Linked DNA regions of Homo sapiens: region 1 is linked to region 2. A link is an interaction called in ENCODE POLR2A ChIA-PET data of the cell type or tissue named here. Cell type or tissue: GM12878. All regions are shown on one strand.

Evidence for each region. ChIA-PET counts read pairs that join two places held together with the same protein. Peaks named below come from ENCODE experiments on the same cell type or tissue, not always from the same donor. Only the 100,000 strongest peaks of a DNase experiment are listed, where the experiment ranks them.
Region 1: POLR2A ChIA-PET joins it to region 2 with 5 read pairs; 3 of 35 experiments call an interaction of 5 or more read pairs at or near these places.

What each region holds. Positions count from the first base shown.
Region 1 is chr6:20,548,354-20,553,353 of GRCh38, reverse strand. CDKAL1 (CDKAL1 threonylcarbamoyladenosine tRNA methylthiotransferase) reads right to left here. Exons shown (of 16, transcript NM_017774.3): 4 at 4,649-4,761. Among named protein-coding and RNA genes, the nearest start is that of CDKAL1, 16 kb to the right of the region's middle. In GM12878, no CTCF peak of the experiment used is centred here; no DNase peak of the experiment used is centred here.
Region 2 is chr6:21,155,809-21,160,808 of GRCh38, reverse strand. All of the region lies in intron 13 of CDKAL1 (CDKAL1 threonylcarbamoyladenosine tRNA methylthiotransferase), which reads right to left. Among named protein-coding and RNA genes, the nearest start is that of LINC00581, 350 kb to the left of the region's middle. In GM12878, no CTCF peak of the experiment used is centred here; DNase peaks (open chromatin) are centred at 1,098, 1,778 and 3,068; H3K27ac peaks cover 1,417 bases.

The DNA of each region.
Region 1 (5,000 bases), 610 kb after region 2:
TATTTTTAGTAGAGACGGGGTTTTGCCACATTGGCCAGGCTGGTCTCAAACTCCTGATCTCAGGTGATCTGCCCACCTCGGCCTCCTAAGTGCTGGGATTACGGGCGTGAGCCACCACACCTGGCCTTATGAAGTATTAACACAGAATAATTATATCCTGAATTTGCATATTTAAAAGCAGCAATTTCAAATACATACCCACATAATCTTTCTTCCCCAAATGATAAAAATATCTATGACTACTGAGAACTAATTTTGATATAATTTATCTGCATACTGTTTTCAATAAACTCCCTATACATTATACATAAGGTATATTTTATACCTATTTTATGTTATACATTTAATATTTTAGGTTTCCATTTGATTAACGAAAACATTATCAACTAGTAAGCCATAATAAACTTTATACATTCTCATTATTCCATAGTAATGAAAGTGACTACTGGCATAGGTAATCCAGAAGTCATTCATATCAAATCTTTAAATATAAAATCTGTAGAGATTTACTTCTTAAATGTCTTATCAAAGCTAATTCTGTTTATATTTCCTGGGCCTATAGCACCTAGACTAGTGAAGAAAGTATTCCCACAGTCTGCTGCATGCAAGCCAGGCTGGAATTAACAACTATGAATTTCTAAAGTAGGAACAATCAATAGTTTATAAAATTAATACAAATACATATAATATATAAAAGCAACAGACTATGCTACATTAGCAAAAAAAAAAAAAAAATTCCCATTCAAGTAATTACTTCCTTATTTTCTCTTTTTAACTATTCCCAAATAAGAAACAAAATTAGGTGTGTAAAACAAAACCTAATATTCTTGTATAAACATACCAGGACTGTTATTTTATACAGACAAGTACTGTTACAAGACCAAACACAAACTGCTAATGGATTAAAATTTAATTAAAATGTATTAGATATTTAATATGACATAGAAAAAGTCAATATCTGATTTTCCTTATGTTTTAGGAAATTATCTCAGGGCCTTTTTTTTTTTGAGATAGGATCTCACTCTGTTGCCCAGGCTGAAGTGCTGTGCACAGAACAGCTCACTGCAGCCTCTACCTCTCAGGCTCAAGCGATCCTGCCACCTCATCCTCTCAAGTAACTGGGACTACAGGCAAAGACCAACACACCTGGCTACTTTTTAAATATTTTTGCAGGGCCAGGGTCTCACTATGTTGCCAACACTGGTCTCAAACTACTGGGCTCAAGCGACCCTCCCACCCTCTCTCACCTCGGCCTCCAAAGTGCTGGGATTACAGCAGGCATGAGCCAACACACCCAGCCTTTTTTTTTTTTTTTTCCTTAGGGTATTTTCTTAGCCAGGCACACAACTGTAGTCCCAGCTACTTGGGAGGCTGAGGTAGAAGGACCACTTGAGCCCAGGAGCTTGGGGCCAGCCTGGGCAAACATAGTGAGACCTGTCTCAAAAATAAATAAATATAAATCAATAAATAAATTCTATTTTCTTAATACTCAAACTACACCATCAGAATATGGTAAGGCAAGCCCAGGCTAAATTATACTAAAAATTACTAATGAATATAGAGAAGTAATTCTGAAAGCATATTTTGACCATTTTTAACTTAAAGGACAGAAATATTAAGACTCATTTTGCCATCTAAAGAATATGTTATAAAAAATACAAAATTAATAACATAAGGTATTTTAGGCCAGGCGCGGTGGCTCACACCTGTAATCCTAGCACTTGGGGAGGCCGAGGCGGGTGGATCACGAGGTCAAGGGATCGAGACCATCCTGGCTAACACGGTGAAACCCCGTCTCTACTAAAAAAATACAAAAAAATTAGCCAGGCATGGTGGTGGGCACCTGTAGTCCCAGCTACTCGAGAGGCTGAGGCAGGAGAACGACATGAACCCAGGAGGCGGAGCTTGCAGTGAGCTGAGATTGCACCACTACACTCCAGCCTGGGTGACAGAGCGAGACTCCGTCTCAAAAAAAAAAAAAAAGATATTTTAGTTACTGAAGGAAAAAGGGTGATACAAGGACTAGGTTTCCAATCCTCCTTAATCATTACATGCTGTCTTATAGCTAGGACTTGCCAATTACACATGCAAAGGCAGCCATGAGGTACAGAACAATGGTCAGGAGCAGTGTTTGGAAGTGACAAAGGACTTCACTGCATATGTGATTTAAGATAAGACGCAACCTCTCAGGCCGAGCACAGTGGCTCACGCCTGTAATCCCAGCACTTTGGGAGGCCAAGGCGAGTGGATCACGAGGTCAGGAGATTGAGACCATCCTGGCTAACACGGTGAAACTCTGTCTCTACTAAAAATATGAAAAATTAGCCAGGCATGGTGGCGGGCACCTGAAGTCCCAGCTACTCGGGAGGCTGAGCCAGGAGAATCCCTTGAACCGTGAGGCGGAGCTTGCTGTGGGCCAAGATCGCGCCACTGCACTCCAGCCTGGGAGACAGAGCAAGACTCTGTCTCAAAAAAAAAAAAAAAAAAAAAAAAGACACAACCTCTCCTTTCTCAACTGTAAAGTAGGGGTGCCAATATTTCCTCCTACTCAAGGACTAAGCAAGATAACATACATAAAGCACCGGGTCAGTGCCTGTCACAAAGCATTCGAATTATAGTTCCATTTAGTACACATAATAGATACAGAAATAGCTACAGATGCGTGCATATGTGTGGGTTACTATTCATACATAATTCCTAGCTCCATCCCCCAAGAGGACCTCACAACAGCGACACCTCACGGTGGCAACGAGCAAGCATATTGACTGCCCAGATCCCCTTTTCTAAATGCCATTCTCTTAATGAAAAAAATCAGGACTCCTTGGAAAACTGGTTGCTTCCAAGACTGGGGAAGGGAAAATATGAGAGATTAGAACATTTTGTGGTGCCAGGAAATAAAGAAGTGCTCAAAAAAAAGATGCCGGCATGCTGAAAAGACACAGGAGCCAGCCTGAACAAGATCCTAATGGCCAAGATTGGAACAACAAGCAGCATAATACATAATGATAGTATCAGACTATATCCACAGGATAAAATAAATATCCATGAGTCTGTACTGATAGAAATAACTAAGACGGGCCAGGTGCAGTGGCTCATGCCTGTAATCCCAGCACTTTGGGAGGCCAAGGCAGGTAAATCACCTGAGATCAAGAGGTCTAGACCAGCCTGGCTACCATGGCGAAACCCCATCTCTAAAAAATACAAAAAATTAGCCTGGTGTGGTGGCGCATGCCTGTAATCCCAGCTACTTGGGAGGCTGAGGCAGGAGAATCCCTTGAACCCCGGAGGCAGAGGTTGCAGTGAGCCGAGATCACAACACTGTACTCCAGCCTGGGCAACAAAGCGAGACTCTGTCTAAAAAAAAAAAATTTAATTAATTAATTAAGATGGAGAAGAATGGACAGCTCTTCCTTAGAGAAAAACTCCAATTAATAAATGTAAAGAGGAGGCTGGGCGCAGTGGCTCACACCTGTAATCCCCGCACTTTGGGAGGCCGAGGCGAGTGGATCACTTGAGCTGAGGAGTTCGAGACTAGCCTGGCCAACATGGTGAAACCCCGTATCTACTAAAAATACAAAAGTTAGCCAGGCATGGTGGCATATGCCTGTAATCCTAGCTACTTGGGAGGCTGAGGCAGAAGAATCGCTTGAACCTGGGAGGCAGAGGATGCAGTGAGCTGAGATCGTGCCACTGCACTCCAGAATGGGGCACAAAGAGACCCCATCTCAAAGTAAATAAATAAATAAATAAATAAATAAATAAATAAATAAATATAAATGTAAAGAAAACAAGATAGCAGAAAATCACCATTAAGTAAACACCACAGTAATAACTGTTGCAGACAAGATCCACCAGTAGATACTAAAATTAACAGGCCAAAGGTTGAGGAGAAATAGGATGTTTATTAGTTGTAATGAGAAAAACAGTGACTGTATTGGAAAGAAACCTAGCAGACATGGGTTAGTGTACCAGTATAAGACACACTGACATCATGACCCCGATATGACGCACTGAGAAAAATATAGTATCGCTTCTGTTCTCTGCTTGCCAAAAACCCAGAACCTCATTCTAATCATGAGAAAAAGACCAATTCAAGTTGAAGGACATTCTACATAATAATCATTTTCATCAGAAATATCAAGGAAATGTTTTCTTCAGAAGTGTCAAGGTCACAGAAGACAAGAAAAAATTAAGAAACTGTCACAGATTGGAGGAAACTAAGGGGACATGAAACTAAATGTAAGGTGGGACCCAACATTAGATCTTGGGACAGAAAAAGGAAGTTAATGGGAAAACTGGTAAAATTCAAATACGATCTACAGTTTAGATAACAGAAATGCACTAATGTTAATTTCCTGGTTTATTAATGATATTACAACTACGTAAGATGTTAATATCAAGGGAAGCTTGGTGATGGGCATATGTGAACTCTCTAATTTTACTACTTTTCTGAAAGTCTAAACTTATTTCAAAATAAAAAGTTTTTTTAAATATGACATCCATGGTTATCTACAAAATGTGTAATAACTATCTGTTTCACCTTAAAATCACTGTCATGCTAAAATACCCTTTAACTGCTAGGCTATTTATCTCTAAAAGCTTAATTCTGAAAAATTTAATCAATAAAATATATTATAGATCTCATTACCTGTAATTTTATAGCCATAAGCAGCTAGCTGTCCAGCCATATATTCTCCATCTGAATTATTATGAGAACAACCCCATGTTCGTATCCAAATTTTCTGTATGCCTGGAATAGTGCTGTTAAGGAATCAATAAAAAAAAAAAAGTAAGTTTCATTGAGTGATTTTTTTTTTTTTTGATCCAGGGTCTTGCTCTGTTGCCCAGGCTGCAGTGCAGCTGTGTGACCACAGCTCACTGCAACCTCAACCTCCCAGGCCTAAGGGATCCTCCCATCTCAGCCTCCCAAGTAGCTGGGACTACAGTCATGCACCAACACACCTGTTAATTTTTCTTATTTTTTGTAGAGACAGTGGCCC
Region 2 (5,000 bases):
CGGGTTGACAGGTGCAGCAAACCACCATGGCACATGTATACCTATGTAACAAACCTGTATGTTCTGCACACGTATACCAGAAATTAAAGTTAAAAAATATATATACATATATATATATTTTTGGACACAGACACACACACACACACACACACGTGTGTGTGTGTGTGTGTGTCTGTGTCCAAAAATTACAGTGAATAAAAAAAAAAAAATCTTGGCTGGGTGCGGTGGCTCACGCCTGTAATCCCAGCACTTTGGGAGGCCAAGGAGGGTAGATCACGAAGTCAGAAGTTCGAGACCAGCCTGACCAACACGGTGAAACCCCGTCTCTACTAAAAATGCAAAAATTAGCTGGGCATGGTGGTGGGCGCCTGTAATCCCAGCTACTCAGGAGGCTGAAGCAGAAGAATCACTTGAACCCGGGAGGCAGAGGTTGCAGTGAGCCGAGATTGCGCCACTGTACTCCAGCCTGGGTGACAGAGCGAGACTTCATCTCAAAAAAAAGAAAAAAAGAAAAAAAAGAAAATCTTTATTTCCCATTCGAAAACAACAGATGGGATGAAAACAAAAAGGTGACTGCTCAGGAGCCATTTTAGAGCCAAAAGCGACTTATTGATTCTTCCACGGAAACTTTCAAACCTGGAGATAGGTGACTTAAAGCGGGTCTGCAATGTGGACCACGAATATGCTTATTTTGCCAAATAAGCAAAGTGCTTCCTCAGAGAACTGTTGAAAACTGAGACATGCAAAAAGTAGCCCAAAATCACAAGAACAAATCCTATACATTTGGTGTCACAGAGGGTTTTTGCACATTGCTTGTTCTGGAAATACATGATATGAAAATAATCAGGCCTCATTGCAAAGATCTTTTTCAAGAGCAGCTAGGAAGTCAATAATCTCCCACTCTTGTCTGTTACATAAGCATATTCTCAAACCCAATCTGGGTTGGGTGGAACTATGGAGAAATTTTTGAATCTCAAACTCTGCCTGAAGTAAGGGTTTAATTTTTAAAAGGCTAGCCTATGGTGCGGACTCAGAACAGGAGGTAAGATCTCAACCAAGTGGTGGTTAAGTGAATTAGGTGTCGCTGTTCAGAGTGGATTATCTGTGAGAACCGTGTAAACCAGGACAACTGAGGACATACTTTCACAACACAAAACTTAGTACAGATCTGACTGTCTTCATTTAAGTGTCCCATAACTCTTCACTGAGCATCTACCATAGGCCAGGCATGGCCTCTGCCCTTCTGGAACTTACAATCTAGTAAGGGAGATGGACAGTGATCAAATAATCACACACATATAAAATGGCAAGTGTGATGTATATGAAGAGTAGTGTCACAGGTTGCTATGACAGCTTGTATAAAAGATCATTCTAGTTTCCCTTGGAAGAACAGATTCGAGAGAGGAACAAGAATGGGTATGGAGGGACCAGTCAGAAGGCAACTTCCATAGTCCAAGCAAAAGAAGAGGTTGCTTGGGCTAAAGCTGATTTTAAGTAGAAACACAGGAATATTTCCTAGCTTATAATCAGTGTGAAATGTTTCATTATTGCCAGATTTTTTCTTATCTGAATAAGTTGTATTCCATCCTGGAAATATATTTATCATCCCCAACTCTATTACACTCATTTTTCAAGAATACTATAGAAACTGCTTTTTTTGATGAGACATTACAGGAGTCATTAAAAAAATTAAAAAAAAAAAAAAAAGGAGGTTTCAGAAAACAAGGTCAAGAAGCCCCAGAGGAAGGCATTAGGCAAACTTCTACAGATTATTAACTATGTTGACAATGGTCAAAACAAAAACGTATTTGGAAAGCACCTTTTGTCACAACAAAACTTCATCCCAGAAAGCTACATCATGTATAATTATACACATGATCACAATTATATAAAACTAAAAAGAAATAATTAGGTACATATATGTTTCTAACTGAAAAAAAGGTTAGAAGTTGAAGTTTTAAACACTTAAATGGGAAATTCATGTGAATGTTTATTCTAGTCAGAGTTTTAAAAGATAAACTATTTATCTAAATTAAACTGTTCAGATTACAGAATACATATTTGTCAGTGACAAAATTCACATTAAGTTTCTAGACTTACACTGTCTATTCTTCTATGAATACCATCATACATGCTTTGCTTGTGGTTACACAGGTCTCAAAAGAAAAGAAATGGAAACATAGGAAATTAACAGACATTCATAAAATGAAGTGCATGTTTGTGGTCCAGGGAGTGAAATGGTGGGGCATAAACCCTTCCCAGCTTTAGCAAGGAGGTTAACCAGTGCTGTAGTTATCTGGCTTGGAGCTTCATCATGACCCTTTGAGTCCCCTCCAACCCACCCCCTGGCAAAGCAGGAGCAGCATATCAGATCCCTGCAGAGGCTAAAAGCTGAAGGCAATGCAAAGAAAAGCTTTGACATTCTGCCACTGGAGTGACAGGACAAAATTGACTGTAATAAACAACAGTTTGAGCAAGATAATTTGATGCATTGGGACCTTAAGCTTCTCCAGATGCTGAACTCAGCTTGGGATGGGAGATAAGAGGCAGTATTTACTGTCCTCAATAAAGGTTGGATGAAAGCAGAAAAAAGAAACCTCCTTGTGTAAATTGAAACCAGTTCACTAACATGCGTATCCTCAGATATGCACAGCAATTCACAAACAGAAGAGTATATACCATATTCATATATGTTATAAACACATGTAAAGCATCATACTGACACATATGTATAAAATATAACTTGTCTGTTGGCCTAATAACAGAGAGGAAAGCCAGAAAGAAAAACAAATGCATGTGAAGAATCTTTAAAATGAAAAGAGCACTCTACCAATATTAAGCTCACTTAATATCATATTGCTCCACAAGTATTACAAATAAAATGCCTCTCTGAATAACATTTCTTTTCCAAATAAACAAGCACATGCAGACACAGATTTTGACTGTGAAGATTTAATTCACAACAGAAGGATGTTGCTTATGGAGTGAGAAGTGAAATCACAGTCCCTCTGGGCACACCCAGGTGCTCTGCCAGTTTTCCATAACAAGGCTGAGTGATGTGCTTACATTTCTCAAAGACTGTTTTGTTTCAGTAAGGCCAGGTTAGGTGACTGGTAGATGTATGTCATAATGAAACAGAAGTACTATCAAACTACTGATTTTGGTTAGGATGACGAGGAACAAACAAAGAGGTTGCTTTCATTCGTGAAGATTTTCACTTAGCTATTTTTTTATATTACTTAAGTAAAAACTACAAAAACAAATAAACAAGATATCAACACAAGCATATGGCTTTGTAATTATAAGACACACTGTGTTTGTGTAATCAAGAAAGAACAATGAGAAAAGACAATCTTTCGTTTTTTGTTTGTTTCTTTGAGACAGGATCTCACTATGTTGCCCAGGCTGGTCTCAAACTCCAGGCTATCCTCCCACTTCAACCTCCTGAGTAGCTGGGATTACAGGCATATATACAACAGTGTCTGGCTGAGAAAAGACAATCTTGAGAACAATAAGTAACATTTACTGGCTGCCCATTATCGTGAAAGGAACTGAGTTGGTGACTTTACATAAATGTATCTTGCTTAAAACCTTGCAAGGTGATTATTATCAGCATCATTCTAACACTGCTGGCTAGGAGCACTGGAGCAAATTTTTCCAAGGTCATAGAGCTCATAAGTGATAGAGCAGGGATCAAATCTATGTCGGCTGAATTCTGCCAAGTTCAAAGCGTATCTCTTTCCACCCTACCTACCATCTCTCTAAGCATCACAGTAGAAACAAAGAATATGGCGCAGAAAAAGAAATCAATAAACACATATGAAGAGTCAAAGGAAAATATGCTTAAATCATATGCTGAAAAACCAGCCTAGGCAGAGAGCAGACCCTTCTCCTTGGCAAAGTTTACCAGGCATACAAGGTTCTGTTTCCTACCTACTTTATACAGTTTGATACTCTTAGAAGGATTCCATGCCAAAGCAACCACAGCAGCATGCACACCAGTCTTGCTCCTAGGGATCTCTCTGCACCTCTCCAGCTGCTTGAATTCTAGTAATCCCACCACACAAATTCTCCAGTGGCTGCAGCTCAGAGTTGATCCATGTCTCACTATCTTCCTTACATCCATCGTTCTTCCTTCTAAACCTCCCATTCCCGTTTCAATTCCTTTCAGACAAATTTGTCCCATCACTCCACAAAATGGCACTGGAAAACTTTCCTTTCTCTTTCCCTTCTTTACAAAAGGAATAAATGTTCATTTTAGAAATTTTCAAAAATATAGAAAAAGCACAAAAAGGAAAAAAAGGGATTCTGCTAAAGATAACTAGTGTTAACACTGTAGTGTATATTTTACCAGTCTTATTTTTCCTTTTTTTTTTTTTTTTTTGGAGACAGGGTCTCGCTCTGTCACCCAAGCTGGAGTACAGTGGCACGATCTCGGCTCACTGCAACTTCTGCCTCCTGGGCTCAAGCTATCCTCCCACCTCAGCCCTGCCAGTAGCTGGGACTACAGGCACAAGCTACCATGCCCAGCTAATTTTTTAAAAATTTTTTATAGAGACAGAGTTTCACCATGTTGCCCAGGCTGGTCTCAAACTCCTGAGCTCAAGTGATCCACCTGCCTCAGCTTCCCAAAGTGCTAGGATTACAGGTGTGAGCCACCATGCCCCGCTCAGTCTTATTTTTCCTAAGCAAATGTGTAATAATAATTTTTATGAAATTAGGATCACATACATGTTATCTCGTAATACATTTTCAGTTTTTGAAATATCAGTGAACGCTCCCCTCCCTATCACTAAATATTCTCCTATAACATGATTTTAGTCACTACCATTATGCCATATGAATGCAACATTTATTTAACTCATCACCCACTATGGGATATTTAGGTTGTTCTTTACATTTTATTACTATAAACAGTTCTGCAATGAACATCTTCACAGATTTATGTTTACTCAGATCCGTCCCTGTCCCTTTATAATATATTCTGGAGCACATTTGGA